Regions from separate parts of the Homo sapiens genome. Here region 1 is linked to region 2. The links are chromatin loops, found by intact Hi-C in ENCODE. Cell type or tissue: K562. All regions are shown on one strand. Each heading gives the region's core, and the rest is flanking DNA. Links, peaks and the distances in the headings are about the cores only. Region 1 holds the start of OR2AT4 (olfactory receptor family 2 subfamily AT member 4). Region 2 has its middle 44 kb from the start of NEU3.

The links. Hi-C counts contacts between places; a loop is a spot of excess contacts. Peaks named below come from ENCODE experiments on the same cell type or tissue, not always from the same donor. Only the 100,000 strongest peaks of a DNase experiment are listed, where the experiment ranks them.
Region 1: it touches region 2 in a loop (4-fold over the local background); 2 of 110 quality-filtered maps call a loop at or near these places.

What each region holds. Positions count from the first base shown.
Region 1 is chr11:75,096,232-75,111,956 of GRCh38, reverse strand. It overlaps OR2AT4 (olfactory receptor family 2 subfamily AT member 4), which reads left to right and starts at 15,081. Exons shown (of 2, transcript NM_001405852.1): 1 at 15,081-15,129. It also overlaps the pseudogene LOC100421207. RefSeq lists enhancers at 11,213-11,282, 11,553-11,622, 10,898-12,097 and a cis regulatory region at 14,707-15,222. In K562, for the core only: no CTCF peak of the experiment used is centred there; DNase peaks (open chromatin) are centred at 6,386, 8,266 and 11,506; H3K4me3 peaks cover 3,192 bases.
Region 2 is chr11:75,025,331-75,041,055 of GRCh38, reverse strand. No RefSeq gene overlaps it. Among named protein-coding and RNA genes, the nearest start is that of NEU3, 44 kb to the right of the region's middle. In K562, for the core only: CTCF peaks have their summits at 8,893 (motif pointing right) and 9,398 (motif pointing left); DNase peaks (open chromatin) are centred at 8,925, 9,475 and 10,745.

The DNA of each region.
Region 1 (15,725 bases), core at 4,120-12,119, 71 kb before region 2:
AAATTTCCATTTGGTTCTTTTTTACATCTTCTATTTCTTCGTTGAAATTTTCTAATTTTTGGCTGGACATGGTGGCTCATGCCTGTAATACCAGGACTTTGGGAGGCTGAGGTGGGCAGATCACTTGAGGTCAGGAGTTCAAGGCCAGCCTGGCCAACATGGTGAAACCCCATCTTTACTAAAACAAAAATTAGCTGGGTGTGATGGCACATGCCTGTAGTCCCAGCTACTTGGCAGGCTGAGGCAGGAGAATCACTTGGACTCGAAAGGCAGAGGTTGCCATGAGTCAAGATTGCACCACTGCACTCCAGTCTGGGTGACAGAGTGAGACTCTGCCTCAAAAAAAAAAATTCGATTTTTTAATTTGTTTCCAGTGCCTTTGTTATTGCTCATTGAGGCATTTTTATAATGACTGCCTTAAAATCTTCATCAGATAATTCTCTGACACAATGGTGAAGGGGCTGTAGGGGAGCTTGAAGTACCTAATATCAGCCTGGAACTGGTGGAAGTTTAGGCTCCCCATTTGGCTTTTGCTGGTGGAGGTGGAAGTTGAGCCACAGTTTTCTCTGTGGTATTTGGCAAGTATACAAAAGTTGTTTACTAAAAGTTTCCTGTCTCGCTAATTGCCCCTGTTCTGGCCTTTTGGGGTTAAACAGACTACCCTTTCATTGGCTTTTTTTTGTTTGTTTGAACCTGTTGACATTTCCAGGTTGCTAGCTTCTTCAGCTCTAAGTCTGAGATTTATGAAGCAAAAGGAAAATTCCTGGAACCCAGTACCATGCTGTTCTTTGTGTCCCAAGGTCCTAAGCCATTCTGCCTTCTTCTTTCTCCCTTTCATAGTCTTCTTTTGTTTGATTTATACATAATATTCAGGATTTTAGGTTGTACTTAGCAGGAGGAACAGAGAAAAGTACATCTACTCCATCTTCATGAAAGCAGAAGTCTACATTGCTTAATTTTATCTTTTCTGTTTTTAAAGTTTTTTTTTGAAGTTCATCACTATGAACATCTCTTCTGGATCAATTACTGACAAATTTTTAAAAACTCTGAACACTTCCAGAAAGAAAAAGCAGATCATCTACAAAGAAATAAGATTCAGATTGATACCAGATTTCCTAATAGGAGCACTGGATACAAAAACACATAGAAGCAATAATTTTAAAGTACTGAAGAAAAATAACTTTAATTTACAGTTTTATATCCAGCTAAATGTTCATTAATAATATAATGGCTAAATAGATTGTATATTCGCACCATTTTATAATGTATACTATACATTATAAAACAAACTCAACAATATTATAAACACAATACTGAAAAAAAAACCAGACACAGAAGGGTAAATACCATATGTAGAAGTCACTGTTGGTAATCCATGTATCTGCTATGAATATTAGCTGCTAACAGCTCACAGCTATGTTATTCTCTAGAGAGTTGCCTTCAACTAATTTTTCCTGCCAGGAAAAATGTCTTGTAGTTTACACCTTTTCCCCAGGGATAACCTATAGTGATGACTAACTGATGAGGGGATATAAAAGGTATCCCTCCACTCCAAGGTAGAACAATGCTATAGTGCCTTTCACACTCCAGAGCACCTGTGGAATGAGGTACAATTTCAGTTGAAACTCATATTTGCCTAACTTCTCCTGCACTATCCCACCTCCCTCACTCCCTTACAGGTCTCATCTGAGAATACTCCCTCAATAAATCACTTGCACAAGAATCCCTTTCTCTGGCTCTGCTTCTGGGAAGCCGAGCCCAAGAAAGTTGGTGCCAGGAGTAGTTCTTGAAGACAGATTCTGAGGATGAGATTCTGTAAGTGGATCGCTCACTATCTGAATGGCAATGAGGGCCCTGTCACTGATGGTAAACAAGAGATTGCGGCCTATGCTACAGGAATGTGATTGCTAAGACTTTTACCTGCTGCAAGCTGGCTGGGACCTAGATAAAGCAGCTGCAAAAGCTTGTGCATCATCTCTAGTGTTTTAGAGGTGTGGCAGAAGTAAAAACCTTAAGAACTGTGGGATTGGAGGATGTTGCTAAAAGGACAATGATGTATTGAAGGGTAGAGAGAAAACAACAGACTCAGATGTATTAATCCCCAGTGCAAAGTGTGAGAGTCAGAGGCTCTCCTTGACAGCATCCTCTGCAGAGGGCAGACGAGCTGAAGACTAAGCAAAGGGCTTAATCACAGAAGTGTTAGAACTTTGGAGAAATCTCAATTCTCAGAGCATCCACAGCAAAAGAGGCATGAAACAACCAAGTGGAGAGGATGACTTGGCCAGGCACATGCATGGGTAACCAGCAAATCAGGGGCATCAAAAATACTTCTTAAGATAATTTGACCTTTGATATTTCAAAGCACCTTTCAATTAGTCCATCACAGGAAATACCAGAATTTGGCTGGACTCTCTTACACTTATTTTACAGAGTAGGGTTCTTGTTTTATTTGAAATTATATAATGGATCCTAAGTAACGCAATGTGGTGCATATGGACAAAAAGACACTGTTTTCTAGCACATAAGACTTGCCCCAGAAGGTCCTCCCCATTTTACAGAAGGAAAACTCAGACTCAGAGAGGCTAACTTACCTAAGGTGACATAGCTAAAATGTATTATAACTGATATTCAAACCCAGGGCTTTCTAATTCTGGACGCTGTGCCCTTAATCTCTATGGAATACGATAGCGCACAGGCCTGGGAATGAATCCCTGGGTCTGAATTGCAGCCCTAATATGATACATCTGTGTTAGTATTGGTACATCATTTCACCTCTCTGGGCCTCAGTTTTCTCCTCTTGGCTGTCTATCTCCCCTGGCTCTTCTGAGGACCAGATGGAATAAGGTAGTTAAAAGTTGCCCCATTGGTTGTAAAGTTCTGGAACCCATGAGGGCTGTTAATGATGTTTTTCTCATTATTGGCAAATTCCAGGGGCAAGTCTCCTCCCAACATCTGCTCCACAAGGGCCCAAAAAGTTAGTCCTGGGTGCCTGGGGGCACAGTGCCCAAAGGAGCACCATCTTGAGGGAGAGGCTCCAGCAGGCCTAGCTGAAGGGAAGGGCCAGAGGGTTTAATGGGACACAGCTCAACACCTACCTGGCTCTTCCCTCTGGGGCCAGATTTGGAGACACAAAGGGGACGGGCTTGGCAGATGAGTGAACTGGGGGTAAAGTGCCCAGAGTTCAGCAAAGACTAGGATAGGAAGACAGGGGTAGAGAGATGGGGGAATGTGGAGCGTGGGCCAGGAATCCAGAAAGACAGATGGGGTGTGCACATAGGCAGGTGCCCAGGATCCAGGTGCATGCCTGGGCTGTGAGGCCTTTGGCCAGATATCCTGGCAAGTCTGGGCAATGGATGCACTCACAGATGGGATTCAAATCTTCTTGGCCAAGGCCTTCCCACAGGGAGAAAAGGCTGATGACAGCAGGAACCACTGGAAACACTAGAAAACTTTGAGCTCTTTCATTTTCCAGGCTCTTTGTAAGCATACCTAAGCATTCTCTACATAAAGAAAATCCCATGAGGTCACAGATCAGGGCCAAAAGGCTCAGAGAGGTGAATGTGACTTGCTCAATGTCACACAGCTGGAGTTAGGAGCAGGGGTTGACTCCCGAGTCTGCACACGTAACCACTAAGGTGCACATGACATAATGAAGGTCAAGAACCTGGCTCTGCTGCAGTGCTCCCTCAGTGCGAGAGCCCTCACCCTTAGGGGTGTGGGTCATGTGACATCTGTCTCTGAACCCCCACTCTGCAAAACGCAGAGGGACACTCAGAAAATAGCTCATTGATTTGGAAACATCTCAGAGATGATTTCCTCAAACCCCTCACTGTACGGATGAGAAAATCAAGACTCAGAGACCCACAGTCACAGCAAGAGTGTTAGAGCTGGCCCAGGAGGCAGGACTGTGGGTTGCCAGGCTCCAGGAGTAGCCTCTGCTCTCACTCACCAACTGTGACCTTGAAGGAGGGCCTGGCCTTCTCTGACCTCAGTTTTCTTCATTAGTTGAAGGGGCATAAGCACTTCCTGGCAGAGCTGTCTGATGGGGAGAGATGACGTACAGAAAGTGCAGGATGGACATTCAGGTGGTTGGTTTTTCTGACCCCTCTTCCCCACCAGCACTGTAAAAACCCAACAGGAAAGATCTGCTTGGGCAAGTTCTGTGCCCTGGGAAAATGTCTTTTGGCCCTAAGCACAGGGCTGTATTACTTAGATGTAGTATATAATTCAAAATAAAATAAGAACCCTAACCTATAAAATAAGTGTTGAGACAGTCCAGCCAAATTCTGATATTTCCTATGATGGACTATTTGAATGATGTTTTGAAATATCAAATGTTACATTCTCTCAGGAAGTATTTTTGGTGACCCTGCTTTGCTGGTGACTCAAGCCTGATATGACCCTTGGATAGTCCTGGCAGTGAAAAGCCTTGGACCACCTCTTCGCTGGGGTGTCAGCAAAGCAGTGAAAGGAGGAATGGGGAGGAGAAAGGGCAGCTGGACTGGATGGCCTCTTACGGCTCCTCTGGCTATGACCTTCTTAGTTTCTGTCACTCAAACCCCCCAACTCAGCCTAACGTGGAGACAGTCAGCCCATGACTCACACTCTGACTGCAGCAATGTCCAGGGAAGTGCAGTTTGCATCGTTTTGGGTGCATTGAAAACCTTTCTATTGGATCTGCTGGGATGGGGCTCTAGTTAACTGAGCATTAACCCTTTAGAATGATGATAGTCCATGTTCAACTCCTGTACTGCTCATGGGGGTGACCTCTGAGATTCTTTATTAGGGAGCTCTCACACAGGAGGGTCATTTGTCCCATGTTCATTTTAGACAAAGCATTTTCCAGTCACCACTTCAAAATCTGGGAGCTAGGCTTCACAATCAATCATAGAGCAATGAGCAACCCAGGACTGTCTTTTTTTTTTTTTTTTTTTTTTTGGAGACAGAGTCTCGTTCTGTTACCAGACTGGAGTGCAGTTGTACAATCTTGGCTCACTGCAACCTCCACCTCCCGGGTTCAAGTGATTCTTCTGCCTCAACCTCCTGAGTAGCTGGGATTACAGGTATGTGCTACTACGTACACCCGGCTAATTTTTGTATTTTTGGTAGAGACAAGGTTTCGCCATATTGCCAAGCCTGGTATTGAACTCCTGGCCTCAAGTGATCCCGTCCACCTCGGCTTCCCAAAGTGCTGGGATTATGGGCATGAGTGACTGTGCTTGGCCCTGATAGGTAGTTTTGTGATCCTCACTTTCCTCCCACCCTTCACCCTCAAGTGGGCTCTGGTGTCTGTTGTTTCCTTCTTTGTGTCCATGTGTACTCAATGTTTAGCTCCCACTTAAAGTGAAAACGTGCAGTATTTGGTTTCCTGTTCTGCATTAGTTCACTTAGAATAATGGCCTCCAGCTCCATCCATGTTGCTGCAAAGGACATTATCTCATTCCTTTTCATGGCTGCATAGTATTCCATGGTGTATATGTTCCACATTTTCTTTATCCAGTCTACTGTTGATGGGCATTTAGATTGATTTCATGTCTTTGCTATTGTGAATAGTGCTGTGATGAACACGTATGTGCATGTGCCTTTATGGTAGAGTGATTATTCCTTTGGATATATACCCAATAATGGAATTGCTGGTCTAATGTTAGTTCTGTTTTTAATTCTCTGAGAAATCACCAAACTGCCTCCCACAGTGGCTAAACTAATTTACATTCCCACCAGCAGTGTATAAGCATTCCCTTTTCTCCACAACCTTGCCAGCATGAGTTATTTTTTGAGTTTTTAATAATAGCCATTCTGACTAGTGTGAGATGGTATCTCATTGTGGTTTTAGTTTACATTTCTCTAATGATTAGTGACATAACCCTTATTTTTTAAGTTAATATGTGCATTTTAGGAAACTTAAAAACACAAGAAGTAAAGAACAAAGTCACCTACAATCACAAGCAGTTTACAGTTTCTAGGTCCTCTGTGAATATAGGTATAACATCCAGTTTTATGAGATTGAGATTGTACAGTATGAATCGTGATTTCTTTACACATCACGAATGCTTTTGTTCTAGAAAAGAATGTAGACGTAGTTCCAAGAAAATCAAAGACAAACTGCTCATGGAATCAGTGGAGGTCAAAGAGCAGCAATGTGGATGTGGACCTGAAGCTGGCAGGACCGCCCATCAGAGGCTTCTCCTGAAGTAGGCTAAGCCAGTATTTCCTCAGCTCCAATGCACCAGTCCAGGGCTTGACCCAAGCACATATGTAGTGCGCACATGTCAAAGTTTTCAGAACAATCCCTGAAAACTTTGAGACAGGCTTCTCTTTGGACAGCTACAGCTTTCAGTTATCTGGGTCCCTTCTAGCAACAATGGCCCTCGTGACTGCTCCTTTTGGCTTTGAGGAGGCGGAGCCAACAGCAGAGTGGGCAGACAGTGACTAGACAGAACACCTGCTGGGCTGCAGCAACCGGGAGAAAGGAAGACAAAAGCGACCCGGGATGTGCCTGGAGTCTCTGCTTGGGAACAATAATGGAAAGGTCTACCTTTGGTTTAGGCTCTATCAGGAGTGAGTTCTCCAAGAGAAGGCATTTGCCCCTCCTGTCACAAAAGCCTGAGAGGCCCCCACACAGAGAGACGGGGGACCTAGAGAGCTCAGCAGAGTACACGATTTATTATTATTATTTTTGAGACGGAGTCTCATTGTCTTATCCAGGCTGGAGTGCAGTGGCGCAATCTCAGCTCGCTGCAACCTCCACCTCTTGGGTTCAAGTGATTCTCCTGCCTCAGCCTCCCAAGTAGCTGGGACTATAGGCTTGCACCACCACAGCTGGCTAATTTTTGTATTTTTAGTAGAGACAGGGTTTCACCATGTTGGCCAGGCTGGTCTCAAACTCCTGACCTCAAATAATCCTCCTGCCTTGGACTCCCAAAGTGCTGGGATTATAGGCATGAGCCACCATGGCCAGCAGAGTACATGATTTTATTTTATTTTATTTTTTTGAGACGGAGTCTCGCTCTGTTGGCGATCTCGGTTCACTGCAAGCTCCGCCTCCCAGGTTCACGCCATTCTTGTGCCTCAGCCTCCCGAGTAGCTGGGACTACAGGGGCCCACCACCACGCCCGGCTAATTTTTTTGTATCTTTAGTAGAGACGGGGTTTCACTACGTTAGCCAGGATGGTCTCGATCTACTGACCTCATGATCCACCCACCTTGGCCTCCCAAAGTGCTGGGATTACAGGCGTGAGCCACCACCCTTATAATTTTTAAAGTCATAATTATAACAATTTTTAAAGTCAGTATTATAAAATAAGGCATTTTTGGTGAATTCTAGCTTCCATTCCTGCTCCTTCCACCTATTGCATCCCCTTTAAAGAAACCATTTTTATTCATTAAAACATTTTTCTTTCTATTTTTAATAGAAGATATTTTCACATGTTTACACATATATATAATTTATAAATATTGCTATGTGATACATAAATATGACTATAGAGTTATATTTCCACTCCTTCTGAATGAATAGTAGTCTACTATAGTCTACTACTATACAAGGTGTTGTGCCCCTTGATTTTTAAAATGTAATCAGCAGTTTATAGAGATAAAATTTTTGTTTAAGGTGGGAAAAATTACAATGTATTTGTACACTGGTGGGAATGATTCAGTAGAGAGAAAAATTGGTGATGGAGGAGAGAGGGGAGATTTGAAGTGAATGGCTTTATTTTTATTTTTTGAGACAGGGTCTCCTTCTATTGCCCAGGCTGGAGGGCAGTGGCACAATCATGGCTCACTGCAGCCTTGACCTCCTGGGCTCAAGCAATCCTCCCACCTCAGCCTCCTATGTAGCTGGGACTACAGGCATACACCAAGATGCCCAGCTAATTTTTTATTTTTAGGAATGGGGTTTTGCATGTTGCCCAGGCTGTGACTGACTTTACATAAGGGCATGAGGAGTTCATCTGTGGTCACAGGTAGGAAAGCGCAGTGTGTGGGTGCAGAGGCTGGTAGGTGGGTGGTTGTGGGATGACAGTCTGTGGGAGTTATCACTTGATTGCTGGAGTGGCGATGGGAAGAGGTATTGGTGGACTGAGGAGTGAAGAGAAGGTGTGGAAAAGTCATTGAGAAGAGGAGATGAGAGAAAAGAACAGAGACATATAGGATGAGGGTCTGGCAGTATCAAAGTCCCACTTGAGTTAGGTTTGTTATCTGAGGAGCCTCCTCACACTAAACTCACATGAGGCACACTTACATCCGGAAAACACTGTCTTAAAATTGATCTCATTTTTATCTCAGAGTGCAGTGCTCATTCTGAGTCATAGTGTGTCTGACTAATGGTCCTAATTTTACTGATTCTCTCCAGTAGAGGTTTGGTTTTTTAACCAAACATTGGGATGCTTACATAAACTAATGTGTTTTACATGTGGCAATGATCTGAATTTTTTAAACCTAATCATTTATCTGTCCTCAAAAGTGGCTACCTAAACCGCTTCGCAAGAAAATTAAAACTGTCAGCTAAATGACATAGCTGTCATTCACATAGTAAGTACATATATCATGAACCTACTATGTGCTATATTTTATATCTTGATGTAGCTGGGAGAGGGAGAAAGAATAAAGATAAAAAGATAAATTCTAATATATCAAAAGCTAGTTTAAAATATTTCTAAAATCAAATAAAACATTGAGCTCAAAACCTGACTTCAATTATCACATGTAGTAAAAATACTTAGTCATTTTGCAGTCATGAGACAATGATTCCATTACTAGAATAATATTTATTGAAATGCCATTTCTTCTGCATTAATTTTATATATATATATATATATATATATATATATATATATATATATATATATATATTTCAGACGGAGTGGCACTCTTTCACCCAGGCTGGAGTGCAGTGACACGATCTCGGCTCACTGCAACCTCCGCCTCCTAGGTTCAAGCAATTCTCCTGCCTCAGCCTCCCAAGTAGCTGGGACTACAGGCGCAGGCCTCCATGCCTGGCTAATTTTTGTATTTTTAGTAAAGATGGGGTTTCACCATATTGGTCAGGCTGGTCTCAAACTCCTGACCTCAGGCAATCTACCCGCCTCGGCCTCCCAAACTGCTGGGATTACAGGTGTGATCCACCATGCCCGGCCAATTTAATATATTCTTAATGGTAAATAAAATAAAATACTTACACTAAATTCTTATTTTGTGCTTTCTGTTTATATTTCAAATAGCATGATTCAATTTAATTCCTTTTATCCTCCTTTTATTTCCTGAATGATCTGCATAACTTTGTCTAATTTCAACTTTGAGGGCTTCATTTTTTTGTAAACTTGCTAAAAATTTTTTTTTTGGTTCTAAGCAATATTTGTTTTAAATAACCTGTCCACTTTTTCTGTGCTATCTTTAAAATAATAAAACCTCTATCACTGAATGCTACTTCCACATATATGTGGAAATTAAACAAGAGACTTCTAAATAACCAATGGGTAAAAGAATAACAAGGGAAATTAGAAAATAATTTGAGATGAATGAAAATGAACACACAACATGCCCAAATTTATGGGATACAGCTAAAGCAGTACAGAGAGGGAAATTTATAGCTGTAAACACCTATATTAAAAAGAAAACAAATCTCAAGTCAGTACCCTAACTGTTTATCTTTAGAAATTAAAAAAGAAAAGCAAACTCAACTCAAACAAGAAGTGGGCATAAAATAACAAAGATTAGAACAGAAATAAATGAAATAGAGAATAGAAAAATAAAGAAAATCAACAAAACCAAAGTTGGTTCCTTGACTATATCAATAAAACTGTTAAAACTTTAGCCTACCAATATAAAAAGAGATAAGACTCCCATTACTAAAATCAGAAGTGAAAGAGGGGACATTACTATAGACCATATGGAAATAAATAAGAAATGTTAAAGGAACAGATCACCACTCAATATCAGAAACAAAAGGCTGAATGTATCACTAGTGTAAGCACAGGATGCTATGGTTTATGATATAGTCTGTTTTTGAGAAACACAGGGAGCTGATCTTACACAGGGCTGTGGAAAATGTGGAGATCTGGGGTTGGTGGACTTTCAAAGGTGGGAGTGTTTAGGGATTAGTTTGCTTTTAGCTATGGAAGTGTGGTTACTGGAGTTAAACCATTGCTGAGTGGCTTTTAGATTCCCTGACTTTCAGAAGTGTGGGTACTGGCTCAAAGCTGTGATTAAACAATTAAGTATGTTTCTTTGTTTGTTTTTTGAGGTTTTTGGGAAACAGAGTCTCACTCTGTTGCCCAGGCTGGAGCGCAGTGGTGTAATCTCGGCTCACTGCAACCTCCACCTCTTGAGTTCAAGCAATTCTCATGCCTCAGCCTCCTGAGTAGCTGGGACCACGGGTGCACACCACCACGCCCAGCTAATTTTTTTTTTTTTTTTTTGTATTTTCGTAGAGACGGGGTTTCAGCTATGTTGCCCAGGCTGTTCTCAAACTCCTGAGCTCAGGCAATCCACCCACGTTGGCCTCCCAAAGTGCTGAGATTACGGGTGTGAGCCACCATGCCCAGCCAGTTAAGCATGTTTTAAACAAGTTCTGATCATTGTTACTATGGCTATAGAAAAGCCAGTCATTTCCTAGCAGGATGAGGAGAGTTTTATTCTTAGAGGTAATAAAAGAAATCCTATTTTATCCCATAATGTTATAAAAGTAAGTCTTAGAATGTTGGCTTTTTATACAAAGAAATCTCAGCCAACAGTTTTACTCTCTATTTTGGTTCATTCTCTTTAGTAAAACAAAATAGGAAATCCAAAAGGATTCTAAATTTTAGTTTTTGTTTGTTTTCTCCTACTTATTGCAATTCTCTTAACTGTTGCACTCCATATGGGTTATTTCAGCCCAAGTGCCCAAGTCTTTTAGTTACTTTCATACATAACATCTCGAAAGCCTTAAGTCATTCTTATGCCGCCAAAAGATGGCTTTTTAAGGCTTATTAGGGATCTCATCACGTCTAAGAAATGGAAAACAGAACAAAAGAATCCACCTAACCACCTGGTGATTTTGCAGGATTCTTTGCCTTTAACTTAAGAGAGCTTAGTCTTCTCCCCCAGAAACATCTTTAGCACTTACCTTTATGGCACCAAAGCGAAGATCCACATAAATTTATCCCAAACCAAAATTCTTCTCTTTAGCAAGTAGTGAGTAGATCCAGACAGGAGGAGACAGCACATACAGTTCTGCTTGTGATTCAAAGAAACTTCCCAAACCATCTTTAGCTCCATCATGAAGTTTATCAGGTCAGGAGAGGGCTGTAACCTCTGTTGTACCATGTTTTCATTTCCATCGTGTTCTGTACTCAGCTGCTAAGGACTTAGTAACCTCCCAGTCTGCAGTTGAAAGTCTACAGTCTGCAGAGGTCTAATAGGGAAGTCTCTTCTGCAGGCTGAAATGAACCCTTCATGCATGGGTTTTCCCCTGGTCCTGGGCAGAAGCATCAGGCCGGGTGTAACAGGGTCATCTCAGTCATCACTGTGACTCAGCATCCTCAAAGCTTCTGGGTTTGAAGCTGGGATAGTCCCTGCACATGCACACCCCATTCCATTTGAAAATGTGCTGACTGCTTGGCCCAGAAGTTCTACTTCTAAGGATCTGTCTATCTCCGAGAAATATTTGAGCACATGTGACCCCAAATGCATGTTAAAAGGAAATTAATTATAATAGTTTTCATAATAGCAAGAATGAGATAGAACTTAAATGTTCATCAACAGATGAGTTATTAGACAAACTATGTTGTATCTGTACTACAAAATGCCAAATATCAGATACAAAAAAATGAAGTAGATCAGACACAGAAAAATTCCTAGACTTATTAAATTAAAATATGCTATACAATAAATACAGAATGATTCAATTTACATTAAAAGAAAAGCAAAACCATACACACATACACAAACACATGCGCTTAGAAAAGTCTGGAAGAAACACACCAAATCAGTAATAATGTTTACTTCTGGAGCATGGAGGAAAAATGTGGGTAAGAATTGGTGTGAAGAAGACTAACTAACTCTTCTTTCTTTTCTTTCTTCCTTCCTTTCTTTCTGACAGGATCTCACTCCATTGTTAAGACTGGAGGAAAAATATGGGTAAGAATTGGTGTGAAAAAAAACTTTCTCTCTCTTTCTCTCCCTCCCCTCCCTCCCTTCCCTTCCCTCCCTTCCTCCCTTCCCTCCCTCCCTCCCTTCCCCCACTCCCTTCCCTCCCTTCCTCCCTTCCCTCCCTCCCTTCCCCCACTCCCTTCCCTCCCTCCCTCCCTTCCCCCACTCCCTTCCCTCCCTTCCCCCCTTCCCCCCTTCCACCACTCCCTTCCTTCCTGGGTCTCACTCCATTGCTAAGGCTAGAGTGCAGAGGCACAGCTGTGGCTCACTGCAGCCTGAACTTCCCAGGCTCAGGTGTTTCTCCTGCCTCAGCTTCCCTGGTAGCTGATGGGTCCGGAATTGGTGGGTTCTTGGTCTCACTGACTTCAAGAATGAAGCCACGGACCCTCGCGGTGAGTGTTACAGCTCTTAAGGTGGCGCGTCTGGAGTTTGTTCCTTCTGACGTTCGGATGTGTTGGGAGTTTCTTCCTTCTGGTGGGTTGGTGGTCTCACTGGCTCAGGAGTGAAGCTGCAGACCTTCGCGGGGAGTGTTACAGTTCTTAAGGCGGCGCATCTGGAGTTGTTCGTTTCTCCCGGTGGGCTAGTGGTCTCACTGGCTTCAGGAGTGAAGCTGCAGACCTTCGTGGTGTTACATCTCTTAAGGCAGCGCATCTGGAGTTGTTCGTTCCTCCTGGTGGGCTTGTGGTCTCGCTGGCTTCAGGAGTGAAGCTGCAGACCTTCGCGGTGAGTGTTACAGCTCATAAAAGCAGTGTGGACCCAAAGAGTGAGCAGTAGCAAGGTTTATTGCAAAGAGCGAAAGATCAAAGCTTCCATAGTGTGGAAGGGGACCTGAGCGGGTTGCCACTGCTGGCTCGCGCAGCCTGCTTTTATTCTCTTACCTGGCTCCACCCACATCCTGCTGATTGGTAGAGCCCAGTGGTCTGTTTTGACAGGGCGCTGATTGGTGCGTTTACAATCCCTGAGCTAGACACAAAGATTCTCCAAGGCCCCACCAGAGCAGCTAGATACAGAGTGTCCATTGGTGCATTCGCAAACCCTGAGCTAGACACAGGGTGCTGATTGGTGTGTTTACAAACCTTGAGTTAGATACAGAGTGCCGATTGGTGTATTTACAATCCCTGAGCTAGACATAAAGGTTCTCCACGTCCCCACCAGACTCAGGAGCCCAGCTGGCTTCACCCAGTGGGTCCCGCACCGGGGCTGCAGGTGGAGCTGCCTGCCAGTCCCGGAGCCATGCGCCCACACTCCTCGGCCCTTGGGTGGTCGATGGGACTGGGTGCTGTGGAGCACGGGGCAGCACTCATCGGGGAGGCGGGGGCCGCACAGGAGCCCAGGGAGGGGGTGGGAGACTCAGGCATGGCGGGCTGCAGGTCCCGAGCCCTGCCCCGCGGGAAGGCAGCTAAGGCCCAGAGAGAAATCGAGCACAGCGCCAGTGGGCTGGCACTGCTGGGGGACCCAGTACACCCTCCACAGCCGCTGGCCCGGGTGCTAAGCCTCTTATTGCCTGGGGACAGCAGGGCCGGCCGGCTGCTCTGAGTGTGGGGTCCGCCAAGCCCACGCCCACCCAGAACTCCAGCTGGCCTGCAAGCGCAGGCGCAGCCCTGGTTCCCACTCGCGCCTCTCTCTCCACACCTCCCTGCAAGCTGAGGGAGCCGGCTCCGGCCTTGGCCAGCCCAGAAAGGGGCTCCCACAGTGCAGCGGTGGGCTGAAGGGCTCCTCAAGTGCCGCCAAAGTGGGAGCCCAGGCAGAGGAGGCACCGAGAGCGAGCGAGGGCTGTGAGGACTGCCAGCACGCTGTCACCTCTCACTGAGACTACAGGTGCATGCCACCATGCCCAGCTAATTTTTTTGTATTTTTCAGTAGAGATAGAGTTTTGCCAGTTGTCCAAGCTGCTCTCTTACTCCTGGACTCAAGAGATCCTCCCCCTTCGGCCCGGCAAAGTGCTGGGATTACAGGCGTGAGCCACCACACCCGGCCTAGAACTTTCACTTTTGACTCAGTAAAGCTCTGTATTGATTAAAATGTTCTACAATGAGGTTCTGTTTATTACTTGTGAAATTAAAAAAAAATTAAAATTTTATGAGTATTAGTAGGAGTGACCAAGTCAGTCAAGTCAGAAACAGAACACTGGAGCCAAAGGAGAGAATCAGAAAGATTGAGGCAGGAAGAGTCTGTGACTCTTGACTTTGTCCTGTATGGGGTTGGGGCAGAGACTTCCACCCTCACATTCTTTCCACAAAACCTTTGCAAGTTCTCATTGCACAGCAGCGGAAGTATCACATACTCATTGAACAAGGCTTTACTGCTTTGGTCCATTAAAATAATAGCTCCCACTTATTGAATGCCTAATAAGTGGCAGGAACTGGGTGAAGCACCTCAACCTGCCCAGTTATCCTGTGAGAGAGTTAGTGTCGTTATACCCATTCCACAGATGACAAAATGAAGACCCAGTGAGGTTAAGGGATTTGTTCAAAGTCATATTACTGGGAATAACTCGGGTCTTAGTCATTAGATAACATGTTGCTGAACCACTGAACCAGAATTGGAGCCTTGGGTACAAATCCCAGCTCTGCCACCAGCCACTCATATGACCTTGGGCAAGTCACCTCACTTCTCTAGATCTCAGTTTCCTCAAATGTAAAATAGTGGAAATAATCCTGACTCTGCCTGTCTTCCCTGGCTATTGTGAGGACCAGATGGGAAAACAGGAATAATACTGGTGATAAAGTTCTGGGACCCATGAGGGTTGTTAATGATGTTGTTTTCATTATCAGCAAAGCCCAGAACAAAGTCCCCCACTCCACCCTCGGAAGTTGTTCTCAGCTGACTGGCAGTTATCTGGTCCCACGGGTGAGCCTTCTTGTGGGGAGAGAGCCCCAGCAGGCCTGGTTGCAGAGAGGGGCCCGAGGGTTTAAAGGGCCATGGTTGAGTTTCTACCTGGCTCTTCCCAACCAAGGCCAACTGTGACGACTCTACACAAGACATCAAGGCGGACCAGGATTGGTAGGTGAGCTGGGCTGGGGATGGAGTGCGCAGAGCAGGCAGAGACTGGGATGGGGAGATAGGCTCAGGGAGGTTGGGGGCATGTACAACCACAGTAAAGATCCTGGGAATGTCAGGGTCCCAGGATCCAAGTCAACCACGCAGTCAGCCTGGGTGAGTGTAGACCAGACACCCTCGCAGGCAGGGGCAGGGCTGTGCAGTCACAAGCAAGAGGCTAATGATCTTGGAAGAGAATTCCTCACAAGGAGGCAAAGCTGATGACGATAAGAGAAATGGGAATAATTTGTGAGGGAATTGCAGTCCATTGGAGGAAAGCACAAAGTGGTGGAGCCAGGAAGGAAACTCAGGCCTTTCTAACTGCAAAGTTAATAGACCTAGATTCTGTGCTTCACGTATATCCTGCTCCTTTTCTATGGAAACAGTGCAGGATGGTGAGAATATCATGAGAGAACTGCATGAGTTTGGGCGTCGTAATGATGTGTAATGACTGTAAAGAATCAAGCAGGCAACAGAAGCTTAACAAATGAGAGCGCCCTTGCTCTCCTTCCTAAGAGGCTGAGGCCATGACACATCTGTCTTCGAATCTCTCATTTATC
Region 2 (15,725 bases), core at 3,924-11,923:
TGCCTGACCCATGCTTCCTCAAGACAAAACACCATACTTACACCACATGCACACCACAAAACAAAGAATGGGTAAAAAGGGCACACACACACTTTTACAGTTTACACCAAACCAGAATCAAAACCAAAATCAAAGTATCGATAAATCCAAGCCAGGTCAAAACCAAAACCAAAGTATCAAGCAATCCAAGTCAAGTCAAAAACAAAAACCAAAGTGCCGGTACAGGCACACCATGGGTGATCAGGCCACGCTTCCACTCAAATAGAGTCGGCAAGTTCCCAAGACCAATCCTGTCAAGCAATTCAAACCAAGTCAAAACCAAAACCAAAGTGCCGGTACAGGCACACCATGGGTGATCGGGCCACGCTTCCACTCAAATGGAGTGAGCAAGTTCCAAAGACCAGTCTTACCAAACTTCAGATGTCTGGACTCCAAATGTCAGTTCCTTCTCAGTGTTCAGCCACTGAGTTGATCCTCAGCAGGGGCCTGCCCCATGCTGCTCTGGCAAGGCATCCCACTGGGGCAATTGCCTACCTGGGAGCACTCTTTGGATCTGCGTTGCCCAGGCTGGTCTGAGTCCCCCACAGGGATGCTCTACAGGACAGGCCTAAGTCGCCTAAGGGGCTGCCTCAATCATCTGCCAATCACCTCGCTTCCCGGTCAGGAAACCAAGAAATGTAACAGGATGAGCCACAGACAAAATTCCTGAGACACTGGGTTAAAGAATGAAGGAGGTTTATTCAGCTGGGAGTGTCAGCAGACTTGCGTCTCAAAAACCAAGCTCCCCGAGTGAGCAATTCCTGTCCCGTTTAAGGGCTTACAACTCTAAGGGGGTCTGCTTGAGAGGGTCGTGATCAATTGAACAAGCAGGGAGTATGTGACTGGGGGCTGCATGCACCAGTAATTAGAACGGAACAGGACAGGGATTTTCACAATGCTTTTCCATACATTGTCTGGAATCTGTAGATAACACAAGCAGTTAGGTCAGGGGTTGATTTTTAACTACCAGGCCCAGGGTGCACACCGGACTCTCTGCCTGTGGATTTCATTTCTGACTTTTAGTTTTTACTTCTTCTTTCTTTGGAGGCAGAAATTGGGCATAAGACAATATGAGGGGTGGTCTCCTCCCTTAGAGAAACAAGAACAATCCAAACCCATGTGGTGGTGCATGCCTGTAGTCCCAGCTACTTGGGAGGCTGAGGCAGGAGGACTGCTTGAGCGCAGGAGCTCGAGGCTGCAGTGAGCTATGATTTTGCCACTGCATTCCCACCTGGGTGACAGAACAAGATCCCATCTCAGAAAGAGAGAGAGATAGAGAGACAGAGAGGTACTGGCATAAATATAAATGTATAGGTCAATGGAATAGAATTAAGACTCCAAAAAATAAACCCATGCATCTATGGTCAATTGGTTTTTGGCAAGAATGCCAAGACCATTCAATGAAGAAAGAATAGTCTCTTCAAAATATGGTGTTGGGACAACTGAATAATCACATGCAAAAGAATGAATTTGGCTCCTTACCTTACACTGTATACAAAAATTAACTCCAAATGGATCAAAGGCCTAGTGTAAGGGCTAAAACCATAAAATCCTTAGAAGGAAACATAGCGGTACATTTTCATAACCTTGGATTTGGCAATGGTTTCTTAGACATGACACAAAAAGCACAGGCAACAAAAGAAGAATAAATAAATTGGACGTCATCAAAATTTTAAAATGTTATACTCCAAAAGACACTATTAAGAAAGTAAAAAGACAACCCATAAAATGGGAGAAAATATTTGCAATTTGTATATCTAATAAGTTACTAGTATCCGGAATACATGAAGAATTTCTAAACTCAACAACAAAAAACAAACAACTCAATTTTTATTTTTATTTATTTATTTTTATTTTATATATATTTTTTGAGACGGAGTTTCACTCTTGTTGCCCAGGCTGGAGTACAATGGCGCAATCTCAGCTCACTGCAACCTGCGCCTCCCAGGTTCAAGCGATTCGCCTGTTTCAGCCTCCCAAGTAGCTGGGATTATAGGCGTGTGCCACCATGCCCAGCTAATTTTTGTATTTTTTAGTAGAGATAAGATTTCATCATGTTGGCCATGCTGATCTCAAACTCCTGACCTCAGGTGATCCACCCGCCTCAGCCTCCCAAAGTGCTGGGATTACAGGCGTGAGCCACCATGCCCAGCTTTCAATTTTTAAATGGGCAAAGGACTTGAATAGACACTTATCCAAAGAAGATATACAAATGTACAATTAGCACATGAAAAGATGCTCTACATCATTAGCCATTAGGAAAATGCAAGCCAAAACCACAATGAGATACCACCTCACACTCACTAGAATGTCTATAATCGAAAAGGGAAAATAACAAGTGTTAGCGAGGATGTGGAAAAATTGAAACCCTTATACATTGCTGAGGGGAATGTCAAAGATGTGGCCATTTTAGAAAAACAGTTTGGCATTTCCTCAAATAAATTAAACATGGGATTACCATATAACTCAGCAAATCCACTGCTGGGTATATATCCAAAATACAAAATGTGTACAAGAATGTTCACAGCAGCACTATTCACAATAGCCAAAAGGTGGAAACAACCCAAATGTACATCCATTGATGAAAGGATAAACAAAATGTGGAGTATATATACAATGGAATACTATTCAGCCATAAAAAGAAATGAAATTTTGATGTATGCTACAACATGGATGAACCTTGAAGGCATGATGATTACTGCAATAATCCAGACATAAAAGAACAAATATTGTGTGATACCACTTATGTGAGGTATCTAGAAGAGGAAAATTCATAAGACAGCATCTAGATTAGAAATTACCAGGGGCTAAGGGGAGACAGGATAGAGAGTTACTGCTTGATGTTTATAGAGCTTTTGTTTAAAATGATGAAAAAGTTTTTGGAAATAGATAGTGGTGATGATTGCAAAACATTGTGAATGTAATTAATGCCATGGAATTCTACATTTTAAAATGGTTACAATGGCTAATATTATATTGATTTTACTATAGTTTTAAAAAGTTATAATTTAATATATCAAAACCCATTGAATTTTACACTTAAAATGGGTGAATTGTGTGTGTGAACTATATCTCAATAAAGCCGTTTTTTAAAAAGGAATGACATATTGATGAATTTACTACAACATGGATGAACCTTGAAAACATTATGCTAAGTAAAATAAGCAAATCACAAAAGAGCACATATTATATTATTTCATTTATATGAAATATCCAGAATAGGCAAATCTATAGAGACAGAACATATATTAATGGTTTCCTGTGGGCGGCAAGCCACCCAGGTGCCGAGGCAAGAGACTGAGGACACGAGCTGTTCCAGTATAATAAAATATAAAATAAGAATAGTTATACCAGATATAGATCTTAGATATGATTATATATGAATATCATTAATCATTAGTTGGTAGCAATTACTCTTTATTCCAATATTATAATAATCCTCACTCTATAATCATAACCTAGGATCTATATCTGGTATAACTATTCTTATTTTATATTTTATTATACTGGAACAGCTTGTGTCCTCAGTCTCTTGCCTTGGCACCTGGGTGGCTTGTCACCCACAGTTTCCTGGGGCTTGGAGGAATTGGGGAGGGGGTAAGGAAAGTCACTGCTAACAGGTGATGAAAACATTCTAAAAGTGATTTTGGCAATAGTTGTGCAATTTTGTGAATATACTAAAAACCATAGAACTGTACACTTTCAATGAATGAATTGTATGATATGCGAATTATATTTCATTAAAGCTTTTTTTTTTTTTTTGAGATGGAGTAATGCTCTGTCGCCCAGGCTGGAGTGCAGTAGTGTGATCTCAGCTCACTGCAAGCTCCGCCTCCCGGGTTCACGCCATTCTCCTGCCTCAGCCTTGAGGAGCTGGGACTACAGGCACCCGCCACCACACCCGGCTAATTTTTTGTATTTCTGGTAGAGATGGGGTTTCACCGTGTTAGCCAGGATGGTCTCAGTCTCTTGACCTCATGATCCGCCCACCTCGGCCTCCCAAAATGCTGGGATTACAGGCGTGAGCCACTGCGCCCGGCCAGTAAAGCTGTTTTTAAAAATGAAATCATGACTGTAAAGGCCCAGCCTAAGGCCTGGCCCCTAGTGAGTGCTCAGTATAATGCAGTTACTACAGAGGCGAGGGTAATTTCTGAGATAACACACTTCATAATGCACCACTAAAGTCCTGCACCACTAAAATCCTCCTCTTAGATGATAAAAACAATCTGTGATTATCTTTGCACTAGTATTTTTGCTGCAAATGGACAGGGTGCCCCCAAGGTCTGCCCATCCCCGAGGGGCCCAGCCCAGCAGAGGAAAATGGGCCTGTCTCAAGCACAACACACATATTTACCTCCCCCCTTCCCACCTCCCAAGCTTCCAGTTGTCTTAATTGGCCTCCAAAAGAGAAACATTTCATTGAAGGGCCCTAATTAATCCCTAGGAATCTGGGTCCACACATTCTCCTCTCACCCCACCCCAACTCCCCAGTTATTTGTTTCAGACAAGAAAAAAACTTTGTAGACTCCCCAAGGAAAGAGAGGCCTCAGGAGAGGGCCACATGTATGGTCTGTGCTGGGTGTTGTAATGAGGCCCCAGGAGGCCCTGCCTTACCAGGGGCCCAGCACTTGAAAGTGAATGCTGAGTGCCCTTCCCTTACACCTGCAGGAGAGTTCCAGCAGCATACCCACAGCCACCTTTGCCCCATGTTACAGGCATTTCTGCTCTCACCTAGCTCCTCACAGGCATCTCTGTTCATGCAGCTCTTTATGTCCTGCAGTTCTGGGGGCATGGTCTGGGTCACTGCCGTGACAGAGTGTCCCTGCTGGAGAGGGTTCTGCCCTCACAGGGGCCACCTCACCTACCCTGCTCATCTTTCAAGGCCCAGGGCAACTGTTCCTCTTTGAAGTCTTGGCCAAATGCCAGACAAGCTGCCTCACCCTCCCTGAGGGCATCCATGGTTTGTGGCTCCTGGCAAAGTTCTTAGCACTGCAGGCTCTGGAGCAGAACTGGCAGTGTGTGTATTACACTTCCTGGCCAGATCGCAGACCCATAAGAGTGCGGAAGCCAGATCTGAGGCAGAGGCCTCAATGTCAGTTCTGCTGTAGGGCCATCTTTACTCCAAGGTGGAGAGTTCTGTGCTGTGCTCATAGCTGTTATTTTTAAATGGGGTCTGTACTCAAATAAAATTATGAACCAAGACATGAAAGTTTCCTTACTGCTTGTTAATATATATTGTGAATCTCTAAGAAGGTGATGGGTATGCAACAGTTCCTAGACTTTTTTTGACTATAAAATCTTTTTTATTCCTGAGCATCTTATAGGATCAGTTTTCTATGGAATCATTCTGGGAAATTCTGACCTAGATTACAACTCATATATACCCAGACCAATTGGGGGAAAATTTAGAGCTTCACCTCATACCATACACCAGAACAAACCCAACATGAGTTAAATAATTAAATGTGAAAATGAAACTATGAAAACTAAACGAGCAAAAAAATGAAAGGAAAATGTAAGCAGGGCCTTTGGATTCCCAAGCCTGGCACTGAGACTTGCCACAGTGCTTGATAATTATTCATGGAATAAGCACAGGGTTTATGATGTCACTGATGGACACGCTATGTGGGTAACACTCATTTTTGCTTTTTTTTTTTTTGAGATGGAGTTTCACTCTTGTTGCCCAGGCTGGAGTGCAATGGCACAATCTCGGCTCACTGCAAGCTCCGCCTCCTGGGTTCGAGTGATTCCCTTCCCTCAGCCTCCCAAGTAGCTGGGATTACAGGCGTGTGCCACCACACGTGGCTAAATTTTTTCTATTTTTAGTAAAGACGGGGTTTCTCCATGTTGGTCAGGCTGATCTCAAACTCCTGACCTCAGGTGATCTGCCCGTCTTGGCCTCCCAAAGTGCTGGGATTACAGGCGTGAGCCACCGCGCCCAGCCAATTTTGCTTTTTAAATAGGCTGCTTTAGCTTAGATGAACAAGTTCCCGTTTTGGCCAAATTCCTCCTATGAAATTGCATCTAAGAAACTAATAACCTCATACTTGGAAAAGCTCCCTAATGGTGCGACTTAATGTGGCCATTCAATTGTGCCTGCTCTTTACTACTGAGGCATGAAATAGCCTTTCACTTGAAGCAGTGATTTCATACCTGAGTCCATGGTTCTGATGGTTGGCTGGGAGGTGGAGAGGGACCTATGGAGACTCACATAGACCCTTCCCCATGCAGAAGCCAGTCTTTCTGACCAAGAAGTCATCCTCTTAAAAGGTCCTGTGGGCCTGGGCCTTAGAAACAACCCATGAGGTCAGATGTATCCAAAGCTCCTAACTGGCCACCCTCACCTGTGGGTACCCAGGAGCCTGAATACCTCATGTCCTTTATTTGCAGTTGGCCACGAATTCCTGCCAGTTCTACCTCTACAGCATCCTTGCCTTCCTCTCTACCCACACCACTGCAGTGACTTAGCCTCGTCTGCTCCCTGCTTAAGGGTCTCTATCTCCCATCTCCTGGTCTGTGAGATATGAGAGGTCAAAGACCAAGTGTTCCTGATACCCAGCAGAGGACCTCATGTTTCTGAATGGGTGGGTGGCTGAACCTGGCAGGGCAAGTCCTCATCAGAGATGGAAATCAGGTTGGGAACTTCAGCAAGGGCAGGCCCAAGATGGGGAAGGGAGTTGAGCCTCTTCCTAGTGAACTGGTGCCTATACAATGCCATGAAGCTGTTAATGGCTAACACTTGCAAGTCTAATACTGATCTCATCAGGATGGAGACTCTCTCCCCAGCCCCAAGCCTGAATGAGCAATAACTTTCTGGGAAGAAATGCCAGCAAGTTATCTACATCACCTTCTCCACGGGCAGAGGCCAGCAACCAGACGTACTACTAGGGTGAAGGAGAGCCAATCTGTCTCTCTGGGCCCACAGGAGCAGAGATCGGCACTGGTTATTTTCTGAGTCCTTGGCACATGGAAGCCTGGCAAAGGGGAAGGCTTTGGTGGGATATGGATGGATGGTAGGTAGGTGGGTAGGTGGGAAGGTGGATGAGTGATGAATAGGTAAAGAGGTGAATGGGGTGGCCTCAAGGTTGGGCCCAGAGCACTCCCCTATAGGAAAGCCTGCTTTCTAGCACTCTCCTAGCCACCACCCTAATCCCTCAGGTCAAACGTAGGCCATACCTTAACTCCTCTTCTCTCACCCCATCTGCTATTCACCTTGGGCTGGACTCAACTGTCAGAATATCTCTCAAGTCCATCCTCCTGACCTCTTCCCACACTGAACCTCATTATCCTTCTCTGGCATCATGGCCCCAGCATCCTTCCTGACCACCTGTCTTTTGTGGCTCCCTCCAACCCACCTTCTTTTTTACACACCAGAGATCTTCCTAGAACACATGTGACCATGACATTCTGTACTTGAAAACCTTCATTGCATCCTCATTTTTTGTGGGACAAAGTCTAAGCTCCTTGGTCTGGCATTCAACGCCCTGGCTCTCCTGGCTTCAAACTACTAATCTGCAGGTGTTCACATGGCCCAAGCCACCACTATCCTATACCACAGCCGAAGAGAGGATTTAGGCCGGGTGCAGCGGCTCATGCCTGTAATCCCAGCACTTTGGAAGGCCGAGGTGGGCGGATCACGAGGTCAGGAAATCGAGACCATCCTGGCTAACATGGTGAAACCCCGTCTCTACTAAAAATACAAAAATTAGCTGAGTGTGGTGGTGGGCGCCTGTAGTCCCAGCTACTAGAGAGGCTGAGGCAGGAGAATGGTGTGAACCCGGGAGGCAGAGCTTGCAGTGAGCCGAGATCGCGCCACTGCACTCCAGCCTGGGCGACAGAGTGAGACTCCATCTCAAAATAAAAAAGAGAGGATTTATGAAATCCCCTCATGGCAGATGGATAGCAAAAAAGCCCACTTTCCTGGTGAATGAATTAGAAATGGTGTCCATTGAGGGCAGAGGCAGTCCATAGACAGACAGACACACACACATGCACACAGAGAGGGATTCCTGGGTGAGCAAGGGCTAAATGGTGGCCTTTGTGCACAATTGTTGCTGCCTCCCAGATGGAGCATGCACTATCCTATAGGGAGGGACAAGGAAGCCTTCCTTTGCCTGTGGCCCTCTCCCTGGACTCTGAGCTCCTGCAGGGAAGGCTTCTATTCATCTATCACAAGCCCTTCTCAGCAGTTACTCCTCTCTGTCTCTGTGCAAGTCCCCCACACCCCACACTCCGTGCCGTAGAGTGGGAACATATTATGCTGGGAGGGCTCCCAGCTAGGAGCTGGGGCCTTGGATTCTGGTCTCAGGCCCAGCCCTAATATGCTGGGGGAACTAGGCAAATCCTACCCCTACCCTGGGCCTCAGTCTCCCCTTCTGCACTCTCTGAGGACTGGATTCAGTGGACTAAAAGCTCTGATAAGGGACCTTGTGCCCTGGGAAGGGGCCAGAAACCACAACGTCTGATAATTTATTAGGCCTGGAGAAAAGCCATCCTAGAGGTGGGCCGTCTCTCTATCATTTTCTGCATCTCCTGATGCTGGGCCCAGAAGCACACCCTGCAGATAACCCCAGCTTCTCCTGAGAAGTCTCTTTTGCCTGGGCCAAATGTCTCCCAAAGGGTGGTGCCGTTCTAGGAGAAAGCGAGTCCCTGTCACTGGCGTGCATGAAACATACTAGATAGGCACTTGGCAGGATGTTGTAGAGGTCCTCACAGCTCTGACTGTAAATGCTCACAAATGCTTGCCCTGGCTACCTTGATTCCTCCCTTTCCCCATCCCACCTCAGGAAGGCTGGACATGTGGCGAGGAGGTAAAGTACAGAGACCTGGAAGCCCTAATAGGACAGAACCAGCAGGGGGCGCGGTGAGGATGGGAATGAGACTGGCAGAAGCCTCTTTCCCTGCCCTGAGTCTCCTGCTGAGTATCTCACCTCCACCACTGAAGGGAGGGCTGATGGCCCCTCCTGCCCCAGTGCGTGGAGTGTTCTCTTTATGGCTACCCTAGTCCAGCCCTGTGTCCCCAACCCCATGGAGCAGGCACAAGGCAGAGCTCCAGCCCTGATGAACACTGACTTGCTGTGTGACCACTGCTCCTCCCTGGGCCTCAGTTTCTCCATCTATACAATGTGGGGTTTTAGGAGGTCAAGGTCACCTCTGGGGCCCTTTTGGCTCAGACATTCTCTGGTTGTCAGCAGCAGGAGGGAGAACAGGCAGCATCATTCACACCTGATGCTCTGGGGACTCCATGGAGCAGGACCCCTATGGGGCTTGGAACTCCAGAAGCTTCTGGAAAGGCAGAACAGGAGTCTAGGCATGACACTGACCCCACCTACTACTGTGTTCAGGGCCACAGGGCCTCCTCCTGGCCAGCTTGGGGAAGCCTCATCCTGGAGTCTGAGCTGGAGAGAGGGCAGTGAAGAGGCCAGCCTGAATGGTACAGATAGTCGGGGCACAGGAGGAGTGGGAAAAGAGATAAGATAGGGCCAGATCATGCAGGATCTTCCATGTGACACTCAGGAGCTCGGCTGAGAGCTGTGTGGAGAGCACAGGAAGGGCTTGACGCAGGCGAGGGTCATGGTCAGTCACATGCTTTCTGAGTCACTCTGACTGGAGTATGGAGGGGGTAGATGGAGGCTGGGAGACAAGAGGCTACTGCACTGGTCAGGAAGAGAGAAAGGAGTACTGAGGTGAGACAGTGGTCATAATTAGAATGGAATGGGGGTGAGGGAGGAATGGATTTAGGGAATACTGAGAGGGAGAGAGGATAGAACTTGGCAACTGACTTGCTCTGGGCTTGGGGACCCTAATTACTTCATAGATCACCTATGTAAATTTTACAGATGGGGAAACTGAGACCTGGAGATGATCAAGAACTTGCCAGAGATCACAGAGCTAGATAGTGGTAAGACTGGTCCAGAACCCAGGCTTCCTGGCTGCCAGCCCCAGACACTTTCCCCATAATGACACAAATACTAGAGGTAGGACTATGCAGGTTTCACAGCCTTGAATGCCAAGCCTAGGAATTTGGACCATTTCTGTGAGCAATTAGGAGTCATTGCAGGTTCTTAATATTTGGCAGCATTTCTTGTTTCTTTGTCTTCCCCCAACCAGAAGCTTTCCAGTTGCTAAAATGCACAAACTGGCTGCTCCTAGGCCAACCCAACCCCCTCAATCTTTATATAGAAGAGGGAGGCATCCTTTCCTCTTTACAAAGAGAAAGCACAAAGCCCTTAGAGTAAAGAAACTCACCTAAAGCCACAGAGCAAGTTAGCAGCCCAGATTTTCCCAACTCCCAGAATGATTTTCCTAAACCCTGGTAATGAAATCAAGAAGGCTAAAATTACTGGCCTAGAGAGGGGAGGGTCTGGTTCAAGGTAATCACAAGTGGGTAGCAGAGCAGGACCTAGAACCCGAGTCAGACCCCGGGGCCAGTGCAACAGCCAGTTAGCTGTCCCCACTCCCCACCATTGCCTCCCTTCTGTGGCTGCAGTCCTGTGAGGAAGTCTGTATCCTGACTCTCTGCCTCCACAGTCATTTTGCCCTCATCTGTCTTGTCAGGGGCCAATGCTGGGACATCTCCAGGCTGCCTTCAATTATGAGTCAATAAATATGAGATGTGCTGTGCAATGAGTGGCTGCTTGGGCCACCAGCTCCACCCCCACCCCCACCAGCTTCTGCACCAGGCAAGATTGGATTTTGTGTCATTCATTTTTTATCTCTAGTCCCCGTCGGATGGGGAGATACATGACGTGGGCAGTGGATAATTTTATCCTTCCCCAGTGTAGCAGATGCAGCACTGAAATGCAGTGTGGGATGTCCTCAGGTTGCCTGCTGCCCTCACATGGGGAGGTCCCCCACCCCCAACCCACTAACCCTGCACTCCTGTTCTCCACTGGGGCAAAATGGCATGTGTAGAGGAGAATCCTAAGCAGGAAGATGAGAGACCTGGGTTCAAGCCTCAACCCTGCCTCTGACCCCATGTGCAACCTTGAGCAAGTGTCTGAAAATATTTGATGAGGGCTTCTTTATGTCAAGCCCTGTGCAGGAAGGCAGGGGGCCACAAAGAAGAATCAAACCTGATCCCTGCCCTCAAGGAGCTAGCAGTTGACTCAAAGTAAACAGACATCCCAAGGAGGGGTGGCATTCATTGGCACTGGGTGTGATGGATGAGGATTCGTCAGGTAGGACGTGAGGGAGGGGAGGGAGAGAATACATTCAGGTTTAGGCAAAGGGAACTCCTTGAATAAAGCATGGCAGAAGGGAGTGTGTGACCAATGTGTGCTCAGAGACCTGCAAGTATGGCTGGGGCATAGGGTAGATGGAATGGGGGGAGAAAAGAGTTTTAAGCAGGTGAATGTCATGATCAGATTTGTACTTTAGAAAAATTTTTCTGACTACTATGTGAAAAGCAGATTTGGCAGTCAACAGAGAGTGAAGACAGAGAGTCCAGTGAGGAAACTCATGTGATGGTTCAGGAGAGAAAAGACCATATCCTAGATAAAGCAATAACAGTGGAGCCAGAAATCATCATCATCATTATTATAATGAATACTATCATTAAGTGTTAGTAGGGACAGGCACAGTCCTAAGTATGAACATCATTGTTTCTAATTCTCACAATAACTCTTCAAAGTAGATTATTATCCCCATTTTGTAGATAAGGAAATTAAGATTTGAATGTATTAAGAGAGTTGCCCTTAATACACAGTCATACAGCCGGTAAGTGATAGAGGCAGGATTTCAAACCAGGTCTGTCCAACCCTAAAGCCTATACCTGTCCAACCCAGGTCTTTCTACTGTGTTCTCCTTCCTAGAAAGGAAGGCACAGTTTCTAGAGAGCCTAAAGGGGCATAGATTCTACCATGGTTTGGATATTTGTCATCTCCAAAACTTATGTTGAAATTTGATCCCCAGTGTTGAAGGTGGAGCCTAATAGGGGGCGTTTGGGTCATGAGGGTGGACCCCTCATGAATAGATGAATGCCCTCCCTTAGGGGTGAGTTCTCAGTCTATTGGTTCTCATGAGAGCTGGTTAAGAAGAGCTTGGCACCTCCCCACTCCCTCTTGAGAGCTTCCCCTCTCTCCATATGATCTCTGTACACACCAGCTCCCCTTCACCTTCACCCATGCGTGTAAACAGCCTGAGGCCCTCACCAGATGCAGATGATGAATGCTGAGCTTTCCAGCCATCCAGAATCATGAACCAAATAAACCTTTTTTCTTTACAAATTATCCAGCCTCATATGTTCCTTTATAACAACACAAATTGGACAAAGGCAGACTCCATCTGATTTTTGTGAATCTTTGGAAATGGAAAGCAAAAGAGTGTTTAAAAATGATGTGCAAGCTTCTGGGCAGGGAGACTGGGTGGACAGAGAGAGAGAGAGCACAAAAGGAGGAGCAGGCTTGGGAGAAACAGATGCATTTGGTTTTGGCCAGTTGAACTGGAGGGCAATTGAATATTTGGGTGTGGAGCCAGGACCTGCCTGGAAATAGAGATTTGGAAATTGCTGACAAATGAGTACTCACAGTTGTGTGAGTGGTTTAGGTCATTAAAGAGAGTGTGTATGGTGAATGGAAAATCAAGGCTGGGATCTTGGAGAACTCCAGACCTTAGAGGATGAGCTTAAGAGGGCAGATGAGAAAGTAGAGTGGTGCAATATGAAATTGCTTCAGGAAGGTCAAGGAGTAAATGGTCCCTGATGCTGCCCAGTAGTCCGTAAGGTGAAAGCGAAAAACTTCACCTGGGTTTAGAGATCAGCAAGCAGCAGTGGGGCAGAAGAGCTCCATGCAGCAGTCATTGGAAACCTTGGCAAGGTAGTCTTCATGGACACAGTGTTAACAAACAGTGGGACCTATACACACTCTACCTGTGGTCCTGAATTATCTCTGGGCTCTGGGCATGGGGAAAGTTTTGACCAGCATTACTGGGACACTAGTAACTCCTATCCAACCTCTCCCAGAAATCCTTAGCCAAGTAAGGGAAGTACCAGTATTAGAAAGGGAAACAGAGGAGAGATGGGGGTATGACAACTGAGAAACCACCAAGAAGGTAAAAAGGAGACTTATTTTAATACCGTTTACAAACAATTTTAGTTACCAAGAAAGAATTCATAGCCCACCATGGCTGAAATGTTAAATGAGTGAAGAAGAATAAAAACTGTGTGGACGAAGCAAAACAGAACAGCGCAGGTATTGGTCTGTTGCCTTTAAGGACACTTTAGCTGTTGTCTTTATACTTGAATGATACCTTGGCTGGATATAATATTAGAGGGCATTTGAGCAGAAAAGCAAAACTCCAGCTGCATAGAGAAGGCTCAACTGAGGTGTCATCACTAATTAAGTTATACCAAAGTATTCAGTATTTATCTTTGCTCGTTTTTTACTCTTGATAAAAAATTTGTTTCAGAACTACTAGAGCTGTGACATGTCTTACAATTTAGAAAGCTGATTTCAAGTTTGATTGACAGTATTTTTAGGCTATTGAAGGGAGTATTTTTTTCCTTTGGGAATGTGGCGGCACAATCTTCCTATGCTTAGGGCAGTTTAGGCAGAGGGGCGGGGGGGTGGAGGCTGGTTTGAAGAGGGGTAAGGAAGAATAGCTAGCAAGTAGAGAAACTCAAGAAATTGGGCTAAGACAGGGAGGAAGGAAAGAGTAGTGACTGCAGAGTAACATGGGTTTGAGGACTCTTTTGAGATGGGAAAGTTGTAAACACATTAAATGCTAAGGAGCCAGGGGAGAGAGGTAGCTTAAAGAGGTGAGGGAGGGATTGATGGAAGGAGTTTCTAGAGGAAGTAGGCAGAAAATGGGCTCCCGGGGCTTGAACTGGAGTGAGGCTTTAAATCCTGGCTCCACCAGCATCATGCGACTTTGGTCCTGCCTTAAGTTAAGGCAGAGTTTTGCAAAACAGGGATCCTGATAGTGCTTATCCTATAGAGTTGTTATGAAGATTGAATGAGTTGATACAGGTAAAGTGCTCAGAACAGCACCTAGCACATGTTAAGTTCTTAACAAAAATTATCTGTTAGTGGTAATAAAAATCAGCTGTTAGCTAATTCATTTTGTAAAACCAGAAAGAAAGGGGAAAATATTGGTGTGGCCTGTGGCAACTGTATTTGGAAGGGAGAAATGATGATAGAGTTCACACCAACAGCTTTGCTCTTGAGCCAAGGATTTGGAGTTAGAGCTGGGTTCACGTCACTTCACCATGCTCAATCTCAGTTTTCTCATCTGGAAAAAGCTCCATCTCAAGGGAAGAATGCAAAGAGTTCTTAACATAAATGGGTAAAGCACTGAACATGGGGCCAGGTACTTAGAGGTGCTCAGTGAATGATAGCTACGTATAAAGCTCTCCTACTCCCTTCCCAGTGACATGGACCTTGGCAGGGTGTCTGCTGATGGGGAGAGCACAGCTGCGGTTGGGAGACTTAAGTGCAAAGTTTTTTGAAGTGCAGGGTGCTATAGAAGATCGGGGCAGGAAGATCACCCTACCCTAAGACCAGGCTAGCCAGGGAAGGAAGGGAGGCCAAGAAAATCTGCAGGAATAAGAGGGATCCAAGGCTGGAGGCCTATGCAAAGGTGAGGGAAAGGGGAGGGGCCAGGAGAAGGGTCTATGGTGGGAGAGGAAGATTTCTGAGTTTCATTCAAAGTTTTCTGAGTCCTATAGTATGCCAGGCACTATTGCAGCACTTTATATACATGAGGTAATCCAACTTCAACCCCTCCCTGCTGCCCATCCAGGGCCTGTCACTCCCACAAATCTATGAGGGCCTTGCAGACCATAAACCAGTCTACAAATCTCTGGCAAGTTTGGGCAGGAAGAATCAGAGGGCCAATCAGATTCCCTCCGTTATGCACGTGAATTGAGCAGGATGGGGAGAAACTACTAGTTTCTACAAAGGAGCCCAGAGGAACGAACTATGGAGTTGAAATGGAGCCATGAGCAGTCACATGTAAGAAAAAGTTGTGCTAGAACAGAGATTCTGAGGAAACAGAAGCTTAAGACAGAGAGGAGAGAGGGAAAGAATCCACCTATGAGTAGTTGGAAGATGGGCAGATAGCAACAGAGACCCATTGACAAAGAGATGGAGGAGAAGCTAGCCCCAAGTGGCCTGTGTTCCTTCCAATGTGCAGGTTCCAGTTCCAGTCCCCATAGTTGGCTCCTTCCCCAACCCACTTGGTTGGGCTCAAGTGGTTTGCTGTTCTTTGCAACAGAATAAATCCAAATAAAGCCTATTCCCATTTTGCAGATGAGAAAACTAAGGCTGTGAGGGAAAATGACTTCTTCTTGGGATCCACCCCTGCCCCCCATCTCCCAGTCCCTTTTAGGTTCCTACTTGGGAGACTTGACATTCACGCAGAAAGTCCCCACAGTGGCTAAGGATCAAGTTTTAGGGCTTGATGAGAGAGCAGGGAAGGGGTTCACAGGACCCAGGCAGGAAGGATGAGGGCCAGACCTGAGCAGAGGGGGTGAGAATGAAAGTTGTCCCTGAGTGGGTCCTAGATCTAAACAGGACCCAATAATCTTGGAGCCTCATGACTTCCTAGTAAAGTCAATGCCATCATCTCCATCGTACAGCTGGGAAAACTGAGGTTCGAAGAGGCTAAGTCACCTTCCTAAGGCCACATAGCAAGTAAGAGACAAAGCTGAGGCTTCCCCTCTGGTCTCAGACTCCAAGTGCAGGCCC